Regions from separate parts of the Homo sapiens genome. Here all the other regions are linked to region 1. Evidence: chromatin contacts called from ENCODE Hi-C or POLR2A ChIA-PET data. All regions are on one chromosome and are shown on one strand. The core of a region is the stretch at or near the end of the contact, and the rest is flanking DNA. Distances in the headings are between cores, read along the strand shown. Region 1 overlaps ARK2N (arkadia (RNF111) N-terminal like PKA signaling regulator 2N). Region 2 overlaps SLC14A2 (solute carrier family 14 member 2). Region 3 holds the start of IER3IP1 (immediate early response 3 interacting protein 1). Region 4 overlaps LOC105372093 (a long non-coding RNA gene).

Region 1 (4,077 bases), core at 1,426-3,925:
TGCTTCTTAGTGAGTAGGCACAGTTTTGAGGTGGTTTTTCACATAAATAATGAGTATTCATGATAGCAGGACTTGTAAGTAGAGAGAGACTAACATAGGTGCCAGGACTGTTTCATGAATGAGTAACAGTCATGGAGTCAGTAGATGGCAGTGAAACGGTAACCTCCTGGAAGGCACTGCCTGCTGGTGTTGGTACATGAGGATGGAGATGAGTAATTTATAAGTGATCTGCATCCCAGCATTGGGGGTTAAGAGCAGCTTCCTCTTCAGAAGACTGCAGGGGAGACAACGTCTTCAGGAACGTCAGTCAGGTTTCCACAAGGAGGTGGAGAGAAAGTTCAGTGTATTTTACCATGGAGTTGGCATTCCAGAAGGTAAAGTTGTAGGAGGGTGAGCAGTGGGTGGCTGGAGCAAAGGAAGACAACAGAGTTGGGGATAAGATGGCAAAAAATGGATGATCCCAGGTGCTTATATTTTGTAGGTAGCTAAGAGGGTGAAAGTATAGTGTTTTACTTCTCATGACCACTGGTTTTCCTTCTACCCCTCCTTACTGCTTTTTCCTTTTCCACGTAGGCTTTTCTATACTCTTTATTTTTGTTTGTTTGTTTGTTTGTTTTTTTGAGACGGAGTCTTGCTCTGTCACCAGGCTGGAGTGCAGTGGCACGATCTTGGCTCACTACTGAAACCTCCGCCTCCTGGGTTCAAGCGATTCTCCTGCCTCAGCATCCGGAGTAGCAGGGACTACAGGCATGTGCCACCACACCCAGCTAATTTTTGTATTTTTAGTAGAGATGGGGTTTCACTCTGTTGGCTAGGATGGTCTCCATCTCTTGACCTCATGATCTGCCTGCCTTGGCCTCCCAAAGTGGTGGGATTACAGGCGTGAGCCACTGCGCCTGGCCTCTATACTCTTACGCAGCTACTTCCACCACACTACTTTTCTACTTCATTGGACCAATCCCCCATCCCTTTATCAGTCCTCTCCCAGCTTCCTGTCCTTCCCTATCAAGCCTATATAGGCCCAGCTGTCCTTTGCCAATGTCACTTATAGAGTTGACTTTCCTGTTGTACTTACCTGGCAGAGTCTGATCCCTGGATGCACACTTTGAGCCTGTATCCCCCATGCTAAGCATAGCTGGAGAAAATCACTTTGTCACAGAGTTAAAGGTTGCCTTAATTTCCTAGTCTGCGGCTTCATCCAGGCTCTCAGCGCTTCCCAGAAACTCCCCCTTTTCCTTAGGCAGCATTCTTTTTTTTTACTTTTTTTGAGACGGAGTCTTGCTCTGTCACCCAGGCTGGAGTGCAGCGGCGCCATCTCAGCTCACTGCAAGCTCTGCCTCCCAGGTTCACGCCATTCTCCTGCCTCAGCCTCCTGAGCAGCTGGGACTACAGGCGCCCGCCACCACGCCCGGCTAATTTTTTTTTGTATTTTTAGTAGAGACGCGGTTTCACTGTGTTAGTCAGAATGGTCTCGATCTCCTGACCTCGTGATCCACCCGCCTCGGCCTCCCAAAGTGCTGGGATTACAGGCTTGAGCCACCACGCCCGGCCTTGCATTCTTTCTCCGTAGTGGCTACTTCGCTTTTCTGCACCTGCCCACACCTACTCTCTGCAGATGGCCTTGCCACATTCTTCAAAATCCAGATTACCTCAGCTTTCTGCTGTCAAACCTATTCTCTGCCCTTTTGGAATATGAACAGGTCTCTCTCATTGTTAAAAACTATGTATATACACATACATACAAACACCCTTCCCTCAAGCCCATATTCCTTACTCAGTACCATCCTATCTCCTTTTCCTCCATAGCCAAACTTCTTAAACTGTGTTTGCTCTTCCTTCCCTTTCATTATTCTTCAGATTGCTTTGCTATATTGGCTTTCTCCCAGGCTGGAGTGCAGTGGTGCAATCATGGCACACTGCAGCCTTGACTCCCTGGGCTCAAGCAATCCTCCTGTCTCAGTTTCCCGAGTTGCTGAGTCTGTAGTTGCACACCACCACGTCTAATTCCCCGCCCCCCTCGCCCCACCCCATCTCTTAATTATTTATGTTCATCAATACTTGGGTTGTGTTTTCTAGACCACTTTTACTCTTCAGGATGATCTTTATTCTCTCATCTATTGCTGAGGATTTAACAAGTCTGTATTTCCTCTTTAGACCTCTGACCTGAGCTTTAGAACAGTACCGATTGTACCATTGACTGTCATCTGCTTACTCCGTGATAGTTTCACTCATTTATGAAACATTCCTGGCACCTGTCTTAGTCTGTCTCTGCTTGCAAGTCCTGCTATCATGAACACTCATTATTTATGTGAAAAGTTATGTGAACTGCTTATTGGACATATTAAAGGCACATAATCATCATGCCCTGAGCAACCACCCTCAGCTTTTATTAGTGCACTGAATGGCACTGTAACTCTATCCATTTACCTAAGTCAGAAACCTAAGCATCATTTTTGACTTTCTATGTTCTTTCATTTGCCTAATTCCCAACATTACTAACCCTCCATTCGTACACACACACACACACACACACACAGTATTTTCCATTGTTTTTTTTTCCTAGTTCAGCCACAGTCATTTCTCACCCAGGAAGCTGCAGCAGTCTAACTGGTTTTGTTGCCTCCAGTATTTCCTGTCCTGCTTGCTATCAGTTTCATTTCTATACTCTGAAAGGAAATTCTTTAAAATGCAAAACCAGATGACGTCACCCCTCTGCTTACCCTCTGCTTAAATGGTTCAGTGGCTTCCTACTTCTCAAAGCTAAGTCCAGACAGCTTACCATGATCTGACCTGCTGACTTTGGTAGCCTTGTTTCTTATTACTCTTTTGACTGTTACCCCCAAATCTCACCAAACTTTTATACCTTAAAGGACAACAGAATGTTCTGTATGCCACTTCCCCTCATCTGTGCCTACTCTTCCTTGAGAACCCAGCTTCCCTGATTACCCTCAAGTCTGGTGAATGTTCCCTATCAGAGCAGTTTTCAAGCCATGGTGCAATAGACTGCTTTTTATTATCTCTGCATATATCGCAGGTTCATTGAGGGTAGAGACTATGCCTGCCTTGTTCCCCATAGTATTTCTAGCACTTAGCACAGTGCATAGCATGTCGCAAGTATTTATTGTAGGTACAAACAAATAAAGTAAACAGTAAAGACTGTTTGAATTATTGAATATGGAAAAGTTGAAGGCTATAAAGAAGAGAGTCTGTGATTTTGTATTCTTCCTTAGCAGTACAGTTGGAACAGTGTGCATGAGGATAGGAATAACTAAAACATTGAAGTAGAACTTGGATGAAGACTTGGCCACAAGCAAGGTATTGGGGATCAGAGCAAGAATCTAGGTTTACGAAAGCAAGACTTAACCAATTCCATTTAAGCAGCCTCCCTAGATTTAATAAAACAGAGTTTTATCTGGTGAATGCCACCTTTTGTATGCTTATAGGGTCCAGATATGTGCCCACTGCTAGTGCCACATAATCTGGATTACAAACCCACGCAAACTGTGATATATAATCTCAATCACTGGTTTATCTAGGAGCCATTCTAAGCATTAAAAATTTTTCACATATATGCATCATTTTCAGTCGAAGAATAAAAGGTAAAAATAGTACTAAAGAATTATGAAAAAGACCCACAATCATATTCAAACTTGATTATTTTTCACAGCTTTACTCAGAATCTACATATTTTTATAGTGTTATGTGTAATACTTTATATGTTAGTATACATTTTTCCAAGTTGCTACATAGCACTGTAATGAATATCTTTGGATATAACATTTTGCTTATTTAAAGGCTAAGGAGTAAATTATTAGGGATGGGTTTACAGGGTCAGAAGGTATAAAAATTGTAAGCCTTGGTTTGAGACTGTCTGTAGCTTCCAAAAGGTTTACACTCAAGGGTGACAGGAGTATGAAAGTACAGGATTTGGCCAGGTGCGGTGGCTTAAGCCTGTAATCCCAGCACTTTGGGGAGGCCAAGGTGGGCTGATCACCTGAGGCCAGGAGTTTGAGACCAGCCTGGCCAACGTGACGAAACCCCATCTCTACTAAAACTACAAAAATTAGCCAGGTGTGG
Region 2 (4,121 bases), core at 1,390-3,889, 580 kb before region 1:
AGGCATTTTTTTAAAGCACCTGGGTGATTCTAACATGCAGGCAGTTTTGGAACTCCCTGCCACAGATGAAGTCCAAGACGCTGGCTGCCACCTGCTCATGCCAGTGCAAGTTGCAGCTAAATGGGTCTTAGAGTGCTTCCTTGCACACTAAGAAATAAGGCAAACTGCTCATCCATTTCTTGACAGACTATAACTTGGGTTACTGTGGGGAGAGGAAGTAGAAGTTTTAATGGGAGAAATAGAGAAGCTAAGTGTTTTATGCAGAGACTGATGCAATGACTACTCCAGCTTCAGGCTTCACTGCTCTCTCCTTTCCAGCATCTGTGTGATTTTTCCCAGCTCTCTGCTTGGCTCTCTCAGGTGCGGACTAGGTGGGACACTGACCTGTCTTGTTTTGCCCCTGGCTAGGAGGCGGTGGGGAGCATCCACCCACAGCAGGCCCAAAGGTGGAGGAGGGCTCGGAGGCTGTGCTCTCCAAGCACAGGAGTGTATTTCACATCGAGTGGTCATCCATTCGGAGGAGGAGCAAAGGTGTGCATGTCCTCCCCCTCACGCTTGGATCCCTGCCTTCCTAGTCTCTAATAAAACAGGGACAATGGCAATACCTACTTCACAGGGTGGTGGGGAGACCCGCTGGAGTCAGACTTGACCTCTCACACCTGACGTCTGACCAAGGCCACAGTTCCCCGAATGCGTCTGGATGCCCCCTGGGTCTCGGAGAGGCTGAAGCTGGGACAGGCAGTGAGATTCTGGGGTCTCAACCTGGCTGCACATTGGAATCACCTGCATCCCATCCCAGTGACTAGTTTAATTCATCTGCAGAGCAGCCTGGGTGGGCATCAGGAGCTTCTAAAGCTCTCCAGGAGATTCTAATTTGCCAGCAAATCAAAAACCACTGGTCTAGGAGGCTAGAGATGAACAGTTCCCATCTATGGCAATGGTGGGGAGGCCAAGGGCACAGGTAGAGACCCATGGTGGGGAAAGTGCTGCCAAAGGCCAGGAAGAGGGTATCCAAGGGCCGCTAAAGCTGAACAAGTGGAGGCCAGAAATTTGGACGTGGAAGCTGAGAACATGTGGCAGCAAACAGGGAGGAGTCTGGGGAGGTTTCCTCAACCAGCTGCAAGGTTGGAGCAGCCTCATGAAGATCCAGGACACAGGGACCATCTAATCCTGCCTCCAATCCCCAGAGAGGGGGCAGCATTGCCCAGAGTCACACAGCTGACTAGGGCCACTGTTGGGAATAAAAGTGACTCCCAAGTTAGTGCAACATCACATGCTCCCCAGAAGATGCCTGAATGACCTTCTTCCTCCAGCTCCCCCAAGTCTCATCATTTCATACCACAAGTCAGTTAGCCCAGAGAAATGGACTTTGAGTGAATATGGGAAAATACACGAGGTGGAGAGGGGATTGCCGAGGACATTGCACATCTCAAGGGCCCCTGTAGCTCAGGAGTTTGTCTTTGATAGAGGTTCCCCAGCAGAGTGTGGAAGAGACCACGGTTTGCCTCAAAGGCTTAATAAATTCCTCCTAACATCGTCTCAGGATAGGGGCTGTGGTTGGGGAGAGCATAGTAGAGAGCCCTGCAGCACTGGCAGGCAGAGAGGAGCTTCAGACAGAAACAGCGGGTCAGTGGGGATATCACACACAGGCCTCCAATTTCAAGGGATCCCTTCTGCTTCCTACTCTTCCTTTCAAAGCTTTCAAAATGAATTTGTTTGTCCTGAATGGTGTCACCTCCCAAACACACTGGTATCTGCAGTCCCTGTCCCTTCAGAAGTGGGAACACAGTGCCTTCGATGCATCCCTTCTAGTGTTTTGACACCCTGACGACTCATGAGTGCAGAACGGGGGAACAGGCAATTCAGTCTGAAAACACAGGGTAGTCAGAGCCCAGCCTGCTATTCTCACACTTGACCACAGGAGGGAACCAAAGCATCAAGAAGGAAACTTCCAGGGGCCTGAACATCTTTCAGGATGCATAAAACCCTACTGAAATTGGTGGTCTCTAAAAGTAAATTACCTGTAATAATAAAAATGTTTAGATCCACATTGCAAGAGTTTTCTACAATTACAAAGGCTTGCCAAAATCTGCTTCAAGAGATTACATGGATGTCTCTTGTCCTAATCCCACCAGCCATTGCTACTACAATACCTTAAAAAAACAAAAACAAAAACAAACAGAACAGCCTGAGGTCATCCAGGTGAGGAGAGTCATGGCCAAATTCAAACACAGATTATGCATGGCTCATGGCTCAGGCAGCTTAATACTTTATGAACAGGAAGTGAAGGGCTTCAACAACAACCAAGTTTCTTTTTTTTTTTTTTTTTTTTTTTTTTTTGTTCACCTTCAAGTTCTCCATGTGGAACAGGAGAAAGAACCCTGGATTCCGGGATCAAGCACAAGTCACTGTCTCTCCAGGCTGCTGTTTCCTCATCTAAAAAATTATCAAGGTTGAGCTAAATGAGGGCTTCTTAATTAAAAGTTAGTGGAATCTCTGAGCTCCCTAAATTCCTTGTAAAATGCCCTGTTTATATGAAGATGTACACTTTTTCCCCAAAGCGAGGGCCCAGATGGATCCATGACCAGTAAAAGAACAAAAGAGCCTTCGAGCTGCAAGGCCCCATGATTCTGTGCTTCCTCAGTAGGAACAGGAAATACTGCATAATCTTAACACCTCTTGAGCCTTGCAGGACATTAGCTTCTGAGGTGCCAGAGTAGAGGTGTCCTAACTGATGGTGCTCTTTCCTTCTAACTCCAGTGTTTGGAAAAGGCGAACACCAGGAAAGACAAAACAAAGACCCATTTCCCTATCGATACCGGAAGCCCACAGTCGAGCTGCTTGTGAGTACTGAGTGTCCTGAATCAGGGACAGCGCCCTACAGTCACAGAGCCCACAGCAGATGAGGGAGCTGAGAGCTGTAAACAAGGTTCTCCGATTTAGGCAAACTTTTCTTGCATTCGTATTTTCTGAAATGTAATTACCTGGGACAAAAATGTCTCTTTCACAGTTTACTTTGTAACTTTTCATATTCCTTGTATTTGAATTATTATCAGGCTTCCTTTAAACCCAGTATTCAAGCATTTAGGAAATAAGCTGGTGCCTGTTTTCAAAAACAGAATCTTCACATGTTCAATTTCATACCCTTATGTTTATGAACAGTTATATCTTAAAGACTAGACATGCCAGGGAGAAAGCCATTTCTTCTGGAAAGAGTATTAATGTTAAAAAAAAAAAAAGACTAAAAATCTGTGGTTAATCTCAGTTCTACTGTTTGACCTTGACCTTTGAAAATGAGAACCTCCACTTGCCAGAGTCCTCCTCCACAGAACGAAAGTAAAGATGTTATCTTACTGTGCCTCACGGTAGTTAACCTATTAGATGAGGTCATGTGTCAAACAAAAGACAGTCTAATCTACAGAAACAGGGAGGTTAAACAGCAATTTAATGAAATACCAAATGACAATCTTATTTGGTCCCTGAGTGACCACAAACATGAATTCTCAGTGTAAGAACCACCGAATGTGGGAGACTCTTGCCTATCTCTGTCCTGGACAGGATCTGGACACCATGGAGGAGAGCTCTGAGATAAAAGTGGAAACAAACATTTCCAAGACATCCTGGATTCGGAGTTCCATGGCTGCCAGTGGGAAAAGGGTCAGCAAAGCCCTCAGCTACATCACAGGAGAGATGAAGGAGTGTGGAGAGGGACTTAAAGGTAAAATTCTATGAGAACAACACTGACCCTGACCCTAAAAACTCACCTCCACCCATCCCCAGGAAACCCATTGCCATGGGGGTTCCCTATAGACTAGACTTAGACTAGACTGCACTCTGTTACTGTGGTCTTTCCTGGAAGCTGGGAGTTTTGCTGTTAAAACAGACATACAGCCTCTTGAACTATAAATAGCAATACATGCAAGAGTGTGAGCTCATGAGCTCTCATTTCTGAACAGAACACTTCTGCTATCTCAAATATCCCATCTGAATATTGCAGACAGGTGTTTTTCGCATTGGGATTCTAGAGCCAGCATTCTAGAAAAACGCCATCTGGATGGTTCATGGGAGAACTGTGTCTACCATGCCAATAGGTTCTCTTTAGCAATCTTTCCAGAGCTCAG
Region 3 (4,195 bases), core at 1,364-3,863, 930 kb after region 1:
GAAATCAAGGCGTAAGCAGGGTTGGTTCCTTCTGGGGGGCTCTGAGGGATAATCTCATCCATGCCTCTCTCTTAACATCCAGTAGTTGCTGGAAATCCTTGGTATACCTTGTCTTATATATGCATCACTCCAATCTCTGCCTCAGTTGTCACATGATCTTCTGCGTGTGCATCTGTGTGTCTCCAAATCTCTCTTTTCTTATAAGGGCACCAGTCATTGGCTCTAAAGCCCTCAATCTAACCCAGTATGATCTCATCTTAACTTGATTATATCTGCAAAGACTCTGTTTCCAAACAAGGTCACCTTCATAGGTATCAAGGGTTGGGACTTCAACACATCTTTTTGAGGGACACAATTCAAACCCCAACTTGATCCCTTCTACTTTTCTGGATAGCGGTGAACAGATGAACTCTGGAAGATGACATTTGAATCCTAGCTCCACCACTTTCTACTTTCTACCTGTGTGTTCTTACAAAAGCCACCTACTCTCTTTGTGATTCTAGTTTTCCACTGGAAAACAGAAACTCTCTCATAGAGTTGCTGTGAAGGCTACACCAGTTAATATATGTAAGGCACTTGATACAGATCCTGTACGTAAGTGCTACGTAAGTATTAGCTATTATTATTGTTGTCATACCCACTTGTATCTACTTGCCCTATTTAGAATTGTTCTTCCTTGGGAGGCCGAGGTGGGCAGATCACGAGGTCAGGAGTTCGAGACCAGCCTGACCAACATGGTGAAACCCCATTTCTACTACAAATACAAAAATTAGCCAGGCTTGGTGGTGCGTGCCTGTAATCCCAGCCATTCGGGAAGCTGAGGCAGGAGAATCGCTTGAACCTGGGAGGCGGAGGATGCAGTGAACCGAGATTGCGCCACTGCACTCCAGCCGGGGGGACAGGGTGAGACTCCGTCTCAAAAAAAAAAAAAAATGGGTCTTCCCACATCCACTGCTTTCCCTTCCAATCTTTCCTCCGTATTGTAGCCTCAAGGATCTTGCAAATAACACAAATCTGGTCATGTCGCTGTCTTAAGACCCTCTTCTCACCTGCCTCAGTTTTCACACCAGGTCTACACTGCTTAAAGCTCTCCTCACCCTTCCAGCTCCTCCCAACCCTTCACCTTCACCGAGTTAATGTTTACTCATGTATCAGATTTCAGGTTAGACACGCTTCCTCCAAGAAGCTTTCGCAGATACACAAGTTAGTATCTGCCCGTACTTCTCTTACATAATACTCTCTATACTTGTTATTGTCATTTGTTTAGTTTTTATTTAGATTAACTTCCATCAGAAGGGCAGAGTAGCTGCTGTAACTTCAGTTACTATAAATGGGCCTGGCACATACTTTGCACTCAATAAATATCTTCTGAAGTAAATGAAATGAATCAATCTTGCTCCTGGGTTTACGTTTCAGTGATTCAAACGGGCATACTTGGTACACAACGTGAGGTCCTGGAAGGTATAACTTGTGTTTTCATTTTTGAATTTCTAAATTCTAGCAGAGTTTTTGGCACACTCTATGCACCCAATAAGCTATCTGAATAAACTTTTCTTGGAACATGAGTGTCTGAATGTCCTGATAACTCCAACACGTTCCCTTCCTGTAATTCCTAAAGCCCAGGAACACTTATTGCCTTCCATCAGTTAGTGAACTACTGATGCTCCAAAATGGGTCACGCCTCCTTCCCCTCCACACCCAACTCGTTTTGTTTTGTTTGTTTTGTTTTGTTAGACGGAGTCTCACTCTATTGCCCAGGCTGGAGTGCAATGGCGCAATCTCGGCTCACTGCAACCTCTGCCTCCCAGGTTTAAGTGATTCTCCTGCCTCAGCCTCCCGCCCGGCTAATTTTTGTATTTCCACCACCACGTCCGGCTAATCTTTGTATTTTTAGTAGAGACGGGGTTTTACCATGTTGGCCAGGCTGGTCCCAAACTCCTGACATCATGATCCGCCGGCCTCGGCCTGCCAAAGTGCTGGGATTACAGGCGGGAGCCACCGCGCCCGGCCCCACACCCCCAACTCTTAGCCCGAAACTCAGACCCCGGGTTTTCGACTATTAAAAGTAGTCACAGGACCGCGACACTGCACTTCAGCCTGGGCAAAAGAGCGAGACTCCCCCTCAAAAAAAAAAGTAGTCACAGAAAACTGAATTAAATTACTGACCTGAAGTAATCGCAAGCAGAGGCGTCCCTGACTGACTTCTATATCCCTCCACCCCAACCCCCTGGGCCCTGCACAGCGGGTGTCTGTTGAATATTCTCCCGGCTGTTGAGCCCAAACCTGATGAGAGGAAAGGCTCGGCTTCCACTCCAAGCCGAGCCTTCCGCTGTTCTTCTGTCCCGGCCCTTGGTGTCCCCTCACGCGGCCCCATTAGGTTACGCGCCCCCGGGGACTCCGCCGCCGCCCCAGCCCGCGCCCCGCGGTCCCACTCACTGTTCTTGAGGAATCGCTCCTCGTGCAGCACTGCGATGGCGTTGACGCAGAGCAGGGCTGCCTGCAGCAGTGAGTACAGGGTAAAGGCCATGGCCGTCCGAGGCCGCCCCGAAGTCCAAGCGATTTCTCTCCCGCCGCCGCAAGGGACGTGGCGCCTCCACGGCCGGCGCCTTCCTACGGAAGCCGATGGGGCCCAAAACGAACTCTCCGGGAAGCCCCGCCTCCATCTGGCTAAGAACCGCCCCTCGCTGAAGACTGCAAGTCCTGCCGCTTGTCTAGACCGGTGATGTGCAATCAATGCTCTGATGTGGCCAGTGCTGCAGGTGCAAAATACACACCGGATTTCACACACTTGGAACTGGAACAAGGATGAAGAATATCCCAATAATTTTTTTTTTTTTGAGATGGAGTCTGGCCCTGTCGCCCAAACTGGAGTGCAGTGGCACGATCTCGGCTCACTGCAAGCTCCGACTCCCGGGTTCACGCCATTCTCCTGCCTCAGCCTCCCAAGTAGCTGGGACTACAGGTGCCCGCCACCACGCCCGGCTAATTTTTTGTATTTTTAGTAGAGACGGGGTTTCACCGTGTTAGCCAGGATGGTCTCAATCTCCTGACCTCGTGATTCCCCCCTCCTCGGCCTCCCAATAATTTTTAAATGTTGATAACATGTTGAAATGAAAATATTTTGAGGCCGGGCGCAGTGGCTCACGCCTGTAATTCTAGCACTTTGGGAAACCGAGGCGGGCAAATCACCTAAGGTCAAGAGTTCGAGACCAGTCTGGCCAACATGGCAAAACCCTGTCTCTACTGAAAATACAAAAATTAGCTGGGTGTGATGGTGGGCTCCTGTAATCCCAGCTACTCAGGAGGCTGAGAGAAGAGAATCACTTGAACCCGGGAGGCAGAGACTGCAGTGAGCCGAGATCCAGCCTGGGTGACAGAGCAAGAGGAAAGAAGGAAGGAAGGGAGGAAGGTTTCTTGTTTATTTTTAATTATTTTATTTAATGTGGTTATGAAGATACTGTAAATGACATGTGACGCTTGCATTATATTTCTATTGCTCAGTACTGCACTTGATGCTCCCAGGAGATACAGGAGATACTAATATTCCCATTTCAGATTTCAGAATGCTAAAACAAAATAACTGTTTTAAAATTACTCAGTGAGAAACATCCCCTCCTTGACCAAACTCCAACCAAGATCCTCTGAGCCTCTTCTTTTTTTTTTTCCCCCCCCAGGAACAGGGTCTTGCTCTGTTGCCCAGGCTGGAGTGCAGTGGCACCATCATAGCTCAATGCAGCCTTCAGCTCCTGGCTCGAGCAGTCCTCCTGCCTTAGCCTCCTGCTTAGCTGTATGTGATGGTTAAGACTGAGTGTCAACTTGATTGGATTGAAGGATGCAAAGTATTGATCCTGGGTGTGTCTGTGAGGGTGTTGCCAAAGGAGATTAACATTTGAGTCAGTGGGCTGGGAAAGACAGGTCCACTCTTAATCCAAGTGGGCACCATCTAATCAGCTGCTGGAGTGGCCAGGATATAAAGCAGGCAAAAAACCAATGAAAAGGGTATGCCAAGACCAGCTCGGTTGGGGAGACCCTAACCCAGCGGTGCTAGAGGAATTAAAGACACACACAGAGGTGTGAAGTGGGAAATCAGGGGTCTTATAGCCTTCAGAGCTGAGATCCCCGAACAAAGATTTACCCACGTATTTATTAACAGCAAACCAGTCATTAGCATTGTTTCTATAGATGTTAAATTAAC
Region 4 (4,160 bases), core at 1-2,500, 560 kb before region 1:
TGCACAGGTTCTTACTCTTGGTTAGATCAGGATCCTCTGATTCTGATGCCAGGCCCTACCTCAGGCCAATTAAGCCAGCAATGGGCCTGGGCACAGGTAATTTTTTTAAAGCTCCTGGGGTGATTCTAACATGCAGCTGGGGCAGGAAAACAACGGTGCTGCCTATTTCTTGGACCCCAACTGTTTCTAATTTGAGTCACTCTTCAGCACTCCGTTAAACCCCAGTCCCCATCCTCAGTTCCCAGGTGGGTTTGCATAAGGGGTAGTAGACCTGCCAGGAGATGCAGTGAGAAGCACTGAGCACTGAGGCAGGAGGAGCACAGACAGCACAGAGAATCCTCTAAAGTGAAGTTTCTCTCTTTCTCACTGTTGTTGGGGACTCACCCTGCACCACAAAGAAGACTAGATAAAGAAAACCACTAACCAGTAACATCCGGCTCAGTAGGCTGAGCACAAAAGCAAGGTTTTGCTTTGGCCCTAGACCTAGAAGCCTGCTGAGTGAGCGCCTTGGCCCTAGAAAAGAGGAGCAGGGGGTTGTCCGGAGCCCCTCCGACCACGCTGCTCTCAGTCAGGCACCACAGACACAGGCAGAGCTGGCTAGAGGTCAGAGGCATGGCCCCAGTGAGAAGCAGCAGCTGTGCCCTGTGAGCAGGTAGGATGGGGTTAAGGGCTGGCCTGGAATGGGGGCAGAAGGTGGAAGTTGGGAAATGGTGATGACAGCAGTTATTGCAAGGGGGCAAGCCAATGGGCAGGCAGTGGGCGTAGAAAAGCAGCTCCACTGAGACAGCCATGCAGGGAGCCCTGTGCAGGCAGACAGCTGTGGTCAGGGGTTAAAGAGGTGGAGAAAAGCAGAACATGGAGCCATGTAGAGAGCAGGTGCTGGCGGCCAGCTGGTACTGTAACAGGAAGAGTGCAAAAAAAAAAAAAAAATAGCAGTTTTTGCCATGGGGTGAGGCTCCACCCCTCTTTGAACTGTCTGGTGGGGCCAGGGCTGGGGCTGGGAGAGGGATGGGGTGGCTTTCACTCCTCTCCCCAGTGCTTGCTTCTTGATGGGTCAGTCTGGGTCACTAGGGTCCACCTGTCTCTTACGGCATGGCCTGAGCAGTAGTTTCAAGGGGTGTCATGGGGCGGGGAGGTGGGCAAGTCGGGCAGCAGAGCATTACAAACCCTGGGGCCCAGGCAACAGCCCAGACTAGCTCTATCAGAACCTTAGGGGCGGCCCAGGCCGGGGTGGTTGCCAAAGCTCCCCAGGGGGCCCCATCAGTAGAAGGTGTGGGGGCTGCTCGGTGCTGTGCTGTGCTGCTCTGTGCAGGGCTGCAGGGAGAAGATTCTCTAGAGAGCTCTCAAGTGGGAGGAGCCCCAGGCAGCATGATTTTGTCAAATGGAGATTGTCTCTGTCCCTGAGGTCAGAGGAGGGCTGTAACCATACAGTTCTTAACCTCTGGATTTGGACAAATGTAAGCTGTGTTCCTGGCCCCTCTAAAGACCTGTGAATCCTATTCTGCTCATCTGTGTGTAGTTCTTGTTTTTAAGCTTCCAGAGAGACACTGATTCCTAGCTAGTTTCTAACCCTAGCATACAGCAAGATGGAAAGCTCAGGACACAAGATTAAAGTGACAGCCTGGAGGGCAGGACAGGGAGTCTGGGCTGTGGCTGGAGCACCCATCACCATTCCTGGGCCACAAGCCGCCTTCAGGGACTGGCTTCCTGTTCTCCCAGGCCCCGCTGTGGCTCCTTGGCCTTAGCCCCAGGTTCTCAACATGAACAGACTGTGAACTCCTTGTGAACAGCGATGAGTTTTGTACATTCCCCTAACTGGGGCCTCTCTCCCGCAGTGAATGAGTAAGTGACAGACACAGTTATACTAAAGTTATAAGTTATGTCCAGCAAAAGAGAGGCATTGCCTTCTCTGTTGTCATCTGTCCTCCCATCAGTGTCTTGCAAGTCTTAATAGCTTTTGAACAAATGAATCATATTTACATTTTGTACTGGGCCCCATGAATTACGTAGCTGGTCCTGTGCTGAGCTCTTGGTGGCAACTGGAGCTTGCTCTCCCATGGCTGCAGCATCAAAGATCCCCCTGGGCTAGTTCTCTGCTTTCAAACTCCTTCCTCACCCATGACAGCATGAGACAGCAACACAACACCCCAATATACACAGAGCCTCACTTGTGGGGTACTCACTTGACAAGCACCCCAGGGAGCAAAGGAAGTGCAGAGAGAGGTGGCACCTTCTATCCTGAAGACCCAGCACACCCAGGCTCCATGGTGCAGGGACTGGAACAAACCAGGAAGGCACCCCACAACCAAAATATTTGTAGATTTTCCAGCTGGAGCAAAGGAAAGACCCAGACAGATCCCTACTCATAATCAGCTCATGAAACGCCCTACTGGAGAAAGGCAGAAAGAGTAGCTGGCTTTTTCCCCATCCCTGCATACTCCCCTGGGTGCTCTTTGAATCAATGTTTAGCCGGATTTCACCCAATCATGAGCGTGTGAGTGGGGAGCACCCCCATGACTTGGCTTCCTGCCCAACACATCACACCACAACCTGTGAATAACTCATCTTCCCCAACACATTATAACCTCTGAGGGGCCAGATTATGTATTTTCATGGCCCCCATTCCAGGCCTGGCACGTGGATACATATTTACTGACAGATGGACCCCTACTTCAGCATCCCTGTAAGCCTGGAATTAATTCCAGGAGGTGGGTACTAAGCAAGATAATGTTTAACCAAAATGCAGATTCTAGCACCTCCCCTGAACCCTAAGATATTGGGATTCAGTAAGTGATGGGGTATCTGCATTTTTACCTGCATCGCAAATGACTTAAGAAGGCCAATTCTCCTGGCTATCTGAAGAACTGAAGGAGGTGGGTAGACAGAGGGGGTCTCAGCACAGGAATTTGAGTAGAATTCACGTAGAAGCCCAGGACATGATTGCATGAGTGGCCATGGGTCAGTGTGCAGCTTGCAAATCCAGTCACTGTAAGGCCTTATCCTAGAAAGGCCCTGACGGGGACTGGGGTTGCGGGGGTGGGGATTGAGGCAGGTGGCTACCATCTGTCAAGAGCAGCAGCAGACCTGCAGCTGGCTCCATGGCTTCTGTGGCCCATGCCCACCCTCCCTCCTTACCATCACAGCAGTCGCCCAAATGGCTCAGAGAGGAGCTCATGGGAACCCCACTTACTGTTGACACTGGGGGAAAAGAATGGAAATATGATTTGGCATAACTTGAGGGACGTATAAATGGTTTGTGCCTTTCACACCCCAAAAACTTCAATTTACCTCCCTCATGAATGTCTTAGAAGCTTCTGCATTCTTTAAGAAAACTCTAGTTTTTACATAAATTTAATATTGACCATATAATTCAACATTCAATTTTATGTTATCTGGTATCACCTGCCACCTGGGTGGAGGGTCTTATTTGCTCAGCAAGATGGGAAACTCTAAAGTCAAAGACCTCATCTTATAATTACTTGAACACAACATACTTTGGAGACCAAACATATTACTGAGCACAGGATATCCGTGCTGCTTGATTCACTTACTATTTGAACTCCTGGTTCTGAGACTGTTATCCGAGGAGAATAAAAGGGTGCTGGATGGGCTTCCATGGAGAGATGGAAACTGTCTGAGTGTTAAGGGCTCAGGCTAGGGAGGAGACAAAACTCTTCTTCTGAAAGTTTCATAGCTTTAGCTCTTATATTTAGGTCTTTGATCCACTTTGAGTTATTTTTTGTATATGGTAGTAGAGTCCCCAATCTTCTGCAAGTGGATATTCAGTTGCCCCAGCACTATTTATTGAAAAGACTATTCTTTTTTGCATATGGGATTGTTTTTCAGAATCCAGAAAAATCTTTAGTTCACATTCCTCTTGCTTTAAGGTAGTATTTCCATAACTCATCAGTCATGGATCTTAAATACATATCCAAAAGAAAAAATTTTAAATAAGAAAAAGTCACATGATCCAATGAGATCCAGGTACATTAAGCCAAATAAAGTTTAACATCTTTCATTAGCATTGGCTTCTCAAAGACTTTAATGCCAGTGTGCTTTTAATGAATCACTTATCCTTCTTTTATCAGAGAAGGGCGTGTGTGTGTGTGTGTGTGTGTGTGTGTGTGTCCACATATTAACATCTCTACGAGTACACTTCC

What was found. Hi-C counts contacts between places; a loop is a spot of excess contacts on that map. ChIA-PET counts read pairs that join two places held with the same protein, here RNA polymerase II (POLR2A). Pooled maps may share reads with other maps.
Region 2: a loop to region 1 is called in a map with no recorded cell type, with 12 times the contacts of the local background. The contact joins two enhancer-like sites. A Hi-C loop is called at or near these places in 4 of 37 single-sample maps with no recorded cell type and 8 of 50 pooled maps. POLR2A ChIA-PET finds 5 or more read pairs at or near these places in 1 of 52 experiments (activated B cell).
Region 3: a loop to region 1 is called in a pooled map, with 4 times the contacts of the local background. The contact joins the promoter of IER3IP1 here to the enhancer-like site in region 1. A Hi-C loop is called at or near these places in 3 of 37 single-sample maps with no recorded cell type and 5 of 50 pooled maps. POLR2A ChIA-PET finds 5 or more read pairs at or near these places in 1 of 52 experiments (activated T-cell).
Region 4: a loop to region 1 is called in a map of CD8-positive, alpha-beta T cell, with 4 times the contacts of the local background. The contact joins two enhancer-like sites. A Hi-C loop is called at or near these places in 4 of 168 maps with a recorded cell type or tissue (CD4-positive, alpha-beta T cell, CD8-positive, alpha-beta T cell, colonic mucosa and 1 more), 1 of 37 single-sample maps with no recorded cell type and 11 of 50 pooled maps.

Annotation. Positions count from the first base shown.
Region 1 is chr18:46,247,981-46,252,057 of GRCh38, forward strand. The region is part of intron 3 of ARK2N (arkadia (RNF111) N-terminal like PKA signaling regulator 2N); the gene reads left to right. Among named protein-coding and RNA genes, the nearest start is that of ARK2N, 76 kb to the left of the region's middle. RefSeq lists enhancers at 1,551-2,187, 2,188-2,823, 2,579-2,658, 2,709-2,768. Within about 2 kb of position 2,676, at least 17 of the 41 ENCODE cell types and tissues checked have a DNase peak (open chromatin) inside an H3K27ac peak, as active enhancers do; they include CD4-positive, alpha-beta T cell and CD8-positive, alpha-beta T cell, where a contact is called at or near this core.
Region 2 is chr18:45,663,377-45,667,497 of GRCh38, forward strand. SLC14A2 (solute carrier family 14 member 2) reads left to right here. Exons shown (of 20, transcript NM_007163.4): 11 at 409-531; 12 at 2,761-2,843; 13 at 3,559-3,718. All of the region lies in intron 7 of LOC105372093 (a long non-coding RNA gene), which reads right to left. Among named protein-coding and RNA genes, the nearest start is that of SLC14A2, 50 kb to the left of the region's middle. Within about 2 kb of position 2,640, at least 7 of the 41 ENCODE cell types and tissues checked have a DNase peak (open chromatin) inside an H3K27ac peak, as active enhancers do.
Region 3 is chr18:47,173,751-47,177,945 of GRCh38, forward strand. IER3IP1 (immediate early response 3 interacting protein 1) reads right to left here and starts at 2,614. Exons shown (of 3, transcript NM_016097.5): 1 at 2,437-2,614. The coding sequence starts at 2,527. RefSeq lists enhancers at 2,523-2,642, 2,653-2,782.
Region 4 is chr18:45,686,566-45,690,725 of GRCh38, forward strand. The region is part of intron 7 of LOC105372093 (a long non-coding RNA gene); the gene reads right to left. Among named protein-coding and RNA genes, the nearest start is that of SLC14A1, 36 kb to the right of the region's middle. Within about 2 kb of position 1,251, at least 10 of the 41 ENCODE cell types and tissues checked have a DNase peak (open chromatin) inside an H3K27ac peak, as active enhancers do; they include CD4-positive, alpha-beta T cell and CD8-positive, alpha-beta T cell, where a contact is called at or near this core.